Linked DNA regions of Homo sapiens: region 1 is linked to region 2. The links are chromatin loops, found by intact Hi-C in ENCODE. Cell type or tissue: MCF 10A. All regions are shown on one strand. Links, peaks and the distances in the headings refer to the core of each region. The heading gives the core; the rest is flanking DNA. Region 1 overlaps INVS (inversin). Region 2 overlaps ERP44 (endoplasmic reticulum protein 44).

Region 1 (4,404 bases), core at 317-4,316, 83 kb after region 2:
TCTACATACACAACGAATTAAATCGAACACTTTCTGTGCTGCCCATTGTCCTGGAGGAGGACTGGAGAGGCCTTCTCTGAATGAAACATCATTTCAGTAGCAATTCTTAGTGTTTAACCTAATACAGTGGATTAATGTTTTACCATAACTTACTGCTTCTAGATTCAGATGTATTAGGGCTTACTTCTGAGCCTTAAAATATAAACATACATAGTAAAATCTGAATATGCTATGGTTCTCATTTATAGATATTTAGCTTTTTCTCTTAACACCAAACTCAAATAATTTGAATGAATACTAGAAATGTAATTGAGAACAGAATTTAGTAGATTCATTTTAATACTATACAGTGTAGTATTGGTAGAAAAAAGTATAGATTTTAGAGTCAGATAAACCTGAGTTTTAAGTTCTAACTGTTATTTATTAGTAGTAATATCTTGGCTAAGCCATTTAATTTTTAAGCCTCAGTTTCCTCATCCGTAAACTATAGATTATAATATTTCACTTGTGTGAGAGTTAAATGAAATAATGACAGTAAAATATCTAGCATGGTACTTGACACATAGTAGACAATAAGTTAATATCCTATTACTGTTATTGTTATGTCAGCTTAGACTAAAATAATCAAGTTTTTCATAGCTTCAGATGTCTCAATATGAAAGAGCACTAAATGCAACAAAGATTAATATTGTGGGTTTTTTGTGAAAACTAAACAAAATAATTTGTAAATATGCATGGTGTGTAATGATCAATGTTGTCATTACTGCCAATAATATTTGAGGTCGCTTGCAGTGGTATCGTGACCAGGAAGCACCATTCTGATTCTACTACAACTTTTGTTTCACTGTCCATGTTCTGAGCAGCATAATCTCTCTAAATCATTTCCTCTACTTGTTTATTTATTTATTTATTTTTGAGATGGAGTTTCACTCTTGTTGCCCAGGCTGGAGTGCAATGGCGTGATCTCGGCTCACCACAACCTCTGCCTCCCTGGTTCAAGTGATTCTCCTGCCTCAGCCTCCCAAGTAACTGGGATTACAGGCATGTGCCACCATGCCCGGCTAATTTGTTGTATTTTTAGTAGAGACGGGGTTTCTCCATGTTGGTCAGGCTGGTCTCGAACTCCCGACCTCAAGTGATCCGCCCGCCTCGGCCTCCCGAAGTGCTGGGATTACAAGCCTGAGCCACTGCGCCCGGCCTCTACTTGTTTTTAACATCTTCTGACACAGTATTTAGATACGGAAGTGAGCCTCATAAATGACAGAGTAGAGGTACTATTTCAGGTTACTTCTTCCCTTACCTCAATCCCTACCTTAAAAGCTAGAGTCATTAAATGTTTTTAAAATGCTTGCCTACATGCAAATGTGTTTATAAATATACTTAAATGTTTATGCATCCATCCTAACAATAGTAATAAAATTAGCTAACATTTATAAAGTTATGTTTTATGTGCCAGCCACTGTATTGTTTGGCAACTCATTAACTTAACAGTGAAATAATATGAAGAGTTTGGGGTATTAGTATTACCCTCATTTTTAAATAAGGAAATTGAGATGCAGAGAGGTTAAGTAACTTGTCTAAGAAGTATCAGAACTGAGATTAAAGCCAAGAAGTCTGATTCCAGAGTCCATTCTTTTAACTGCTAAAGTATGGGACCTCAATGTATGGGTAGATATTTTTGTACACACGTGCACTTTCATATGTATAAATAAATAGGAATGAGAAAGATAAGAAAGAAAGAACCGATTAGGTGTGAACCTTGCATGATGAAATGAATGATTATCTAGATGGGATTTTTCTTAACATTTTTGTGCTATGGGCCCTTCTGGCAATCTGGTAAGCTTCTGGACTCCTCAGAACAAAAATATATGTATATTTTTAAGAGCTGAAATGCAATATAGAGGATTACAAAGGAAACCAGTTATATTGAAATATCAAATATTTTTAAGTTGAGACATAACAATATTCTGCCATAATTTTTTATGAATGTATTAAATAGCAAGGTGTTGGGGCAAGTCTTACAGCTATGATAATTTTGAAATAGCAGTGAGTGAAAATGATATTTTAACATACCTGCACAAATTATAAGTTATAGAAATATTTTATAAAATCTCAAGTCCTCTCAAAATACAGTATGTCTCATGTTATTATTATTCTCATTTTGCATGTTAGGACACTGAGACTCAGAAGTTGAGAAATTTAGTTGCACAGTTAATAACTGGCAAAGTTGAGCCTCAAACCAAATTATCTGATGATGAATCCTATGTTCTTTCCATTGTTCCCATGTTGTCACTCTATAACAATAAGCAGAGATTTTTTAATGACAGCAAAATGCCTTCCCAAGATTGTAACAGTATAAAATATGTAAAGTAAGAAGTGGGTGAAATCAGATGAAATAAATACATCTTGGATGCCATGCAAATATAACATTTTAGAACAAGCAAATAAGATACAAATAGAGACTACTCTTGTTACTTGTATTGGGCATTGTGTTGCTGTAGCTATTGTGCGGACTAGCACAACTATAACTGCAAGTGACAGTCATTTCCTCTAACTGCTAGAGTTGGCGCTCTGGTTTCTGCACATACCAGCCCATTAACCATATGTACTCTTATGCTTCCACAAGCCTTAAAATAACTGAATGCGGTAGAGCAGTGGCTTTCCAGTCATGCTTCCAGCTCAGCTTTCTGGACTGTGTTGAGACAGAGCACAGGCAGAATGCCAGCCACGTTGAGCAAGCACCAATTGGTCATGGATTAGAGGCCATCTCCACAGTTGCCAGAATAATTAGCACAACACAGCACAGTAGCCAGCTGCTTTCTATATTAACTGTTCCTGACAGGAATGCAAATTTAAATGCACTGCCATCCAGTGAATATTAGTTTACATCATAAGCTCTACGTTTGTACAACATGTTACAATTACCAAATATTTCCAAACAATACATTGTTTTATTGGATCATCAAACAAGTTGCGGTGTAGATTGGACAAGTATTAGCTGAATGTTATAAGTGAGGAAACTAAGGAAGAGAGTAGGGTGGATAGATAAAGGCACAGACCTCGCTCAGTTACTGGCCAGGAAGCCCAGAACCTAATGGTACCCTCATTATTCAGAAACTAGCCATGAAGCCACTGTCCCCCTAGAGCTACTCAAGACAGGACCTAAGTGAGGTTGAATGCTGCTTTTTCTAATCATTTAGGGGATATATACTTTCTTTCTTTCTTTCTTTCTTTTTTTGAGACAGAGTCTCACTCTGTCACCCAGGCTGGAGTGCAGTGGTGCAATCTCTGCCTTCCGGGTTCAAGTGATTCTCCTGCTTCAGCCTCCCGAGTACCTGGGACCACAGGTACATGCCACCATGCTCAGCTAATTTTTGTATTTTTAGTAGAGACAGGGTTTTGCTATGTTGGCCAGACTGGTCTCGAACTCCTGACCTCAGGTGATCCACCCGCCTCAGCCTCCCAAAGTGCTGGGATTACAGGCATGAGCCACCACGCCCAGCCGGGGGATATATACTTTCAATTTCCTCAAATAGACAAATTTTGCCTTATAGGCACAAAATATTGGATTGTGGTGACATAACCCAATAACATCTTCTCTTCTGGGAAATACATATATCGGTTACAAAGAAACAATGTATGTCAGGGAACAAAGAGAAGGCTTGAAGTTTCCCTGTATCTTATATAAGACTTAGGAAGATGACAGGATTGACCTAAAGTTCTGTGTCCTTGAAGGTGAGTTGCCTATTAACCCCATGATGCTGACTCTGCTTTGACCCTGAGGAGCCTAATCAATTAGGACAGGGGTGTTCAAGCTTTTGGCTTTCCTGGGTATTGGAAGAAGAATTGTCTTGGGCTACACATAAAATACACTAACACTAACAATAGCTGATGAGCTAAAAAAAAAAAAAATCGCAAAAAAAAAAATCTCATAATGTTTTAAGAAAAATTATAAATTTGTGTTGGGCAGCATTAAAAGCCTTCCTGGGCTACATGTGGCCCACAGGCCACAGGTTGGATAAGCTCGAGTTAGGATTATCCCAGAATGTGAGATGGCCTCTGTTTCTCAGCACTTACTCTTGTGACCATAGTTCCTAATCCTCTCCTTTACTAAAGCTTCTAAGGAGGAATGTCTCTCTAGGCAGAAAGTGTAAATGAATTACTGTTATCTTGCTAATACTAGCTACTACTATCTTTGCTTAACCTAACAAGATGCCAGTAGAGACTGCCCTTTAATCATGAAAGACAACTAGAGACTAGTCTCATTATGGCATATTCTCTATAAGTATCACTGACTCCAGAAGGACTCAAACTGATAAAAGGAACATGCTCTTATACTACATTTTAGTTCTGTTAATGAGTTTCAGTTTAAATAAATCTTTATCTATAAATACAGTGATAGAA
Region 2 (4,404 bases), core at 92-4,091:
AGATTAGGAAGCATCTAGACATTAAAAGAAAAACACGAATTTTTAAGACAGACAGGAAGAAAGGTACTTGTGACATGTACTAGAGACAACTGATTAATATTCAGAATATAAAAAGAATGAACTAAAAAAAGACTACCAAAAAGATAAGTGAGTTAAAGCTATCAGTTTATGAAAGAAACACAGATTGCCAATAAACTATTACATATGTTCAGTTGTAATCAGAAAGTTACAAATTAAAACTCCCAGATAACATTTTGTCTTTCATACTGGCAAAAAATCAGTAATAATAAAAATGTTTTAAACTAAAATTCAATAATATGAAACCCTGTGAAAGTAAAATATTCCTAGTAGGTTTCATTTAGGTCCAATATTCAATGTTAATAAAGGTAAACTAGCCTAGCTGGTGCCTACTTTGTCAACAAGAAGTCAAGTAATCTTTTTTAATACCCTAAGACTTTTTAATACCCAAAGGATCTGGCAGAGAGGATATGAGATGGACTCAGAAGCAAAGAAACTAGTCTAATACAAAACATATATTTTCCACCTGTGTCCTAAGTATCAGTATGAAAATGGACAGCAAGATGCACTATAGGAGACAATATAATGCTTTCAACTTTCTAAACTTGATGAATTAGGGGGCGCAATGAGAAAGTAGTGTGCTAACAGCAAGTATGCATAAACCAGGAGTAGAATAAATAAGGTTAGAGACGGACTCTAGAGGGTCTTAAGCACTAAGCTGATGGAGTTTGAATTTTATCCAGTGTTGTGATAAGCAGCCACTGAGCTGTAGAGCTGGGCTTTCAAAAAATTCACCTGGAAGTAGTAGAGAACCAGGGAGACTAGTACTGTAATAGTTGTGGCAAAAATCACAAGAGTCTATTAACAAACATTACAATCTTTAGGTTGCTTTAAAATTCTGGTTACAGAGAGAAAAAGATTTAAAATATTTGAAAACTATTATGGGATTAGATATTCATTTGCTTCATTCTCAAACAACATCCTGGCAGCAGGTATGCTGCATAATGCAGTGGCGTTTAATTATTAAGAAGCAAAAACCTTAAAATTACATTGATCAGTAATCTCAGACATAATGCTTTTTTTTTTATTTTACAAGCTTTGGCCAAAAGTGATTTTAAGATAATTAGAATGTGACACTTTGACAATATAACAAAAAATGACTTAAGGGGTATAATAAATGGGTTTTTAAAATTAACTGGATAGATCAAATGTTAAAATGGATGTCAGAGGAATTATAAATCCCAGAAGGTTAACAGCTCACTGATTGGAAAATTAGCATATATTTTTGCTCCAATGGTCACTTACTTTTCCTTGATGGGTCCTGCCTGCCTGCCTCACTAATACCCAGCAGGGTTCCAAATGGGGAAATTGCCTCATACTCGTTTCAGCAACGTCTCTCCCTGCAATGGTTATCCATGGCAGAAAATACAAAGAGGCAGATCATTTCAACAGGAAAGTCTTATTGTTCTTCTGGTTCCAGGAGAAGGACCACTGCTGCCTATGTACTTCTTCCCATTCCCAAACTGCACCCCTCAAAACAAACAAAAAAACCCCAAAAAGACAAACATCCCCAAAAAACAAAACAAAATACCTCAACAGAAAACTAATAAGCAAAGCCTAGAAGTTCACTCAGAACTCAGGCTTAACTGCTCATCCAAATTCTGTTCTATGCACATAAAGTCTTCACTTCATATTTTCTTGTTCTTACTATGATATTTATATATAGTTCCTATAAAAAGCTTCTCAATTTCCAATAAGTAAGGTTCGAGTTGCACTGGAAGACAGGTAAGAGTAACTCAGGTATATGGGTGCATGTGCTACCTAATCAAGGACAATTACAAAGTACTTTCCTAAAAACACAAGTGTGGGTCTGTTCTGCACTGACCAGCAAGCATATGAATGCCTCTTGCTTAGTGCCATACAGCCTAAGGCCACTGGAGGTCAGCAGAGAACCTGGTCCCACCAGGGGCTGACTGATGGGACTTTCTAGATTCAAGGCAGCAAGCATGACCACCAAGGAGAATAATGAATTACGCTCCTGAATTCCCCAAATGATAAGACTGCAGAAGATAAGATGTGAAGCAAGTTGAAGCAAGGCCATGTTTTAATTGTGTGCATATGTACATGCATGTGTACATGTGTGTCTATGTGTGTTTCGAAATTTTGGAAAGCAGACAGTTACAAAGAAGAAAACAAGAACCACTTCCAACCACCACTGGAGAAAACCACTATTAACATTTTGGCTTATATTTTGGTAACTTTGAAGAAAAGTTGCTTAACTAGCAGAGATATATTTCAATTCAGAAAAAATAAACTCTGAGGTTAGTCAAATAGTAAAGTGATAGCATCAATACTTGCAGAATGGGTTTTAGCAGCTTGGAAGAAATTCCTAGAGAGAGTAGAGCATTACCAATACTCTTAATGGCATGGAGGCCAATACTGTGTAAAAAAACAAAAACAAAAACAAAAAACTCGACTCAGTTGAGAAATGATGCACAAGAGTCAGACTCTAGTTTCAGAATAACTTGAACAAATTTATTTTCCTTTTAAGGCACACACAATAATGACAGAATTTTTAAAATCTATTTCTGAGTCTAAAATAGTTTTCACAATAGGTATAAAAAAATTCTAAGTGTCCCTATCTCTCACCATAAACAAAAATCAACTCAAGATGGATTAAAGACATAAATCTAAGACCCGAAACTATAAAACCAGTAGAAGAAAACATAGGGGAAATGCTTTAGCACATTGGTCTGTGCAAAGATTTTTATGGATACTGCTTTAAATGCACAGGCAAAAAAAAAAGCAAAAATAGACAAATGGGATTTTATCAAACTAAAAAGCTTCTGTAGGGCAAGGGAAACACTCAACAGAGTGAAGAGGCAACCTGAGAATTAGTGGAAATATCTGTAAACTAATCATCTGATAAGGGATTAACATCCAGAATATACAAGCAACAACAACGACAACAAAATCCTATTTTAAAAAGGACATGGCATCTCAACAAACATTTCTCAAAAGACATACAAATGGCCAAAAAGCATGTGAAAAAAAATTGTCAGTTTCACTAATCATGTGGTTACATACAAATCGAAACCACAATGAGATATCATTTCACCCCAGTTAGAATGGCTATTAACAAAAATGTGAAAATAATTAATACTGCAGAGGATTTGGAGAAAGGGAAACATTCACATGTTGTTGATGAGACAGTAACGTAGCACAGCCACTATGGAAGACAAAATGGAGGTTCCTCAAAACCTAAAAATAGAACTACCACATGATCTAGCAATTCCATTACTGTGTATTTATCCAAAGAAAAGGAAATCAGTATAGCAAGGACATATCTGCACCACCGTGTTTACTGCAGCACTATTTACAATAGTCAAAATATGAAATCAACCTAAGTGGCCATCAACAGATGAATGGATAAAGAAAATGTGGGGCCGGGTGCGGTGGCTCATGCCTGTAATCCCAGCACTTTGGGAGACCGAGGCGGGCAGATCATGAGGTCAAGAGATTGAGACCATCCTGGCCAACATGGCGAAACCCCGTCTCTACTAAAAATACAAAAATTAGCCGGGCGTGGTGGTGCGCACCTGTAGTTCCAGCTACTCAGGAGGCTGAGGCGGGAGAATCACTTGAACCCAGAAGGCAGAGGTTGCAGTAAGCCGAGATCATGCCACTGCACTCCAGCCTGGCAACAGAGCGAGACTCAGTCTCAAAAACAAAGAAAAAAGAAAATGTGGTACATATACACAATAAAATACAACTCAGGGCTGCTCTGCCTATGGAGTAGCCATTCTTTTATTCCCTTACTTTCCTAATAAACTTGCTTTCACTTTACTCTATGGATTCACATCAAATTCTTTCTTGAGATCCAAGAATCTTCTCTAGGGGTCTGGATCAGGACTCCTTTCTGGTAATATCCTCCTGGTGAACCATGGAGGGACGATATTGAGGAAACCCCCAACCCAAAAGGAAACAGACTGCAGCACCAAATGGCCAACTCTGGGTAAGTAGTGGGGTATCCGGGTAAAGGATGGGATTGGGTTAGAGGCCCAACTGAGGGGAGTTAGAGTGTCTCCTAAAAAAGAGTGGGTTAAAGGCCCCTCTTAATAAAAGGCAAGGACATCTGGTGGAACTTGGGTTCAAGGCCCAGCTTAGGATGGTTAGAATACTTCCTAAAATTTAGGGAGTTAGAGGCCCCACTCAGTAAAGTTCCTCTCAGCTATGAATGGATTTGGCATTATGGGGAGTTAACCACTATTCTCTTTGGATTAATCTGCCTTGTACTCTTCGCTGACAGCTGTGGGTGACAGGATTAGGCATGTACAGGATCACTGGACATGGAGAGCCTTTTTTCTCCCCAAAAGGGGAAACTTG

What was found. A loop is a pair of places that touch in the nucleus more often than their neighbours do. Peaks named below come from ENCODE experiments on the same cell type or tissue, not always from the same donor. Only the 100,000 strongest peaks of a DNase experiment are listed, where the experiment ranks them.
Region 1: a loop joins it to region 2, with 6 times the contacts of the local background. A loop is called at or near these places in 4 of 110 quality-filtered maps.

The regions. Positions count from the first base shown.
Region 1 is chr9:100,108,768-100,113,171 of GRCh38, forward strand. The region is part of intron 2 of INVS (inversin); the gene reads left to right. Among named protein-coding and RNA genes, the nearest start is that of INVS, 12 kb to the left of the region's middle. In MCF 10A, for the core only: no CTCF peak of the experiment used is centred there; a DNase peak (open chromatin) is centred at 2,694.
Region 2 is chr9:100,026,346-100,030,749 of GRCh38, forward strand. The region is part of intron 4 of ERP44 (endoplasmic reticulum protein 44); the gene reads right to left. It overlaps LOC105376176 (a long non-coding RNA gene), which reads left to right. Exons shown (of 3, transcript XR_001746547.2): 3 at 1-4,404. Among named protein-coding and RNA genes, the nearest start is that of ERP44, 70 kb to the right of the region's middle. In MCF 10A, for the core only: a CTCF peak has its summit at 1,966 (motif pointing right); a DNase peak (open chromatin) is centred at 1,966.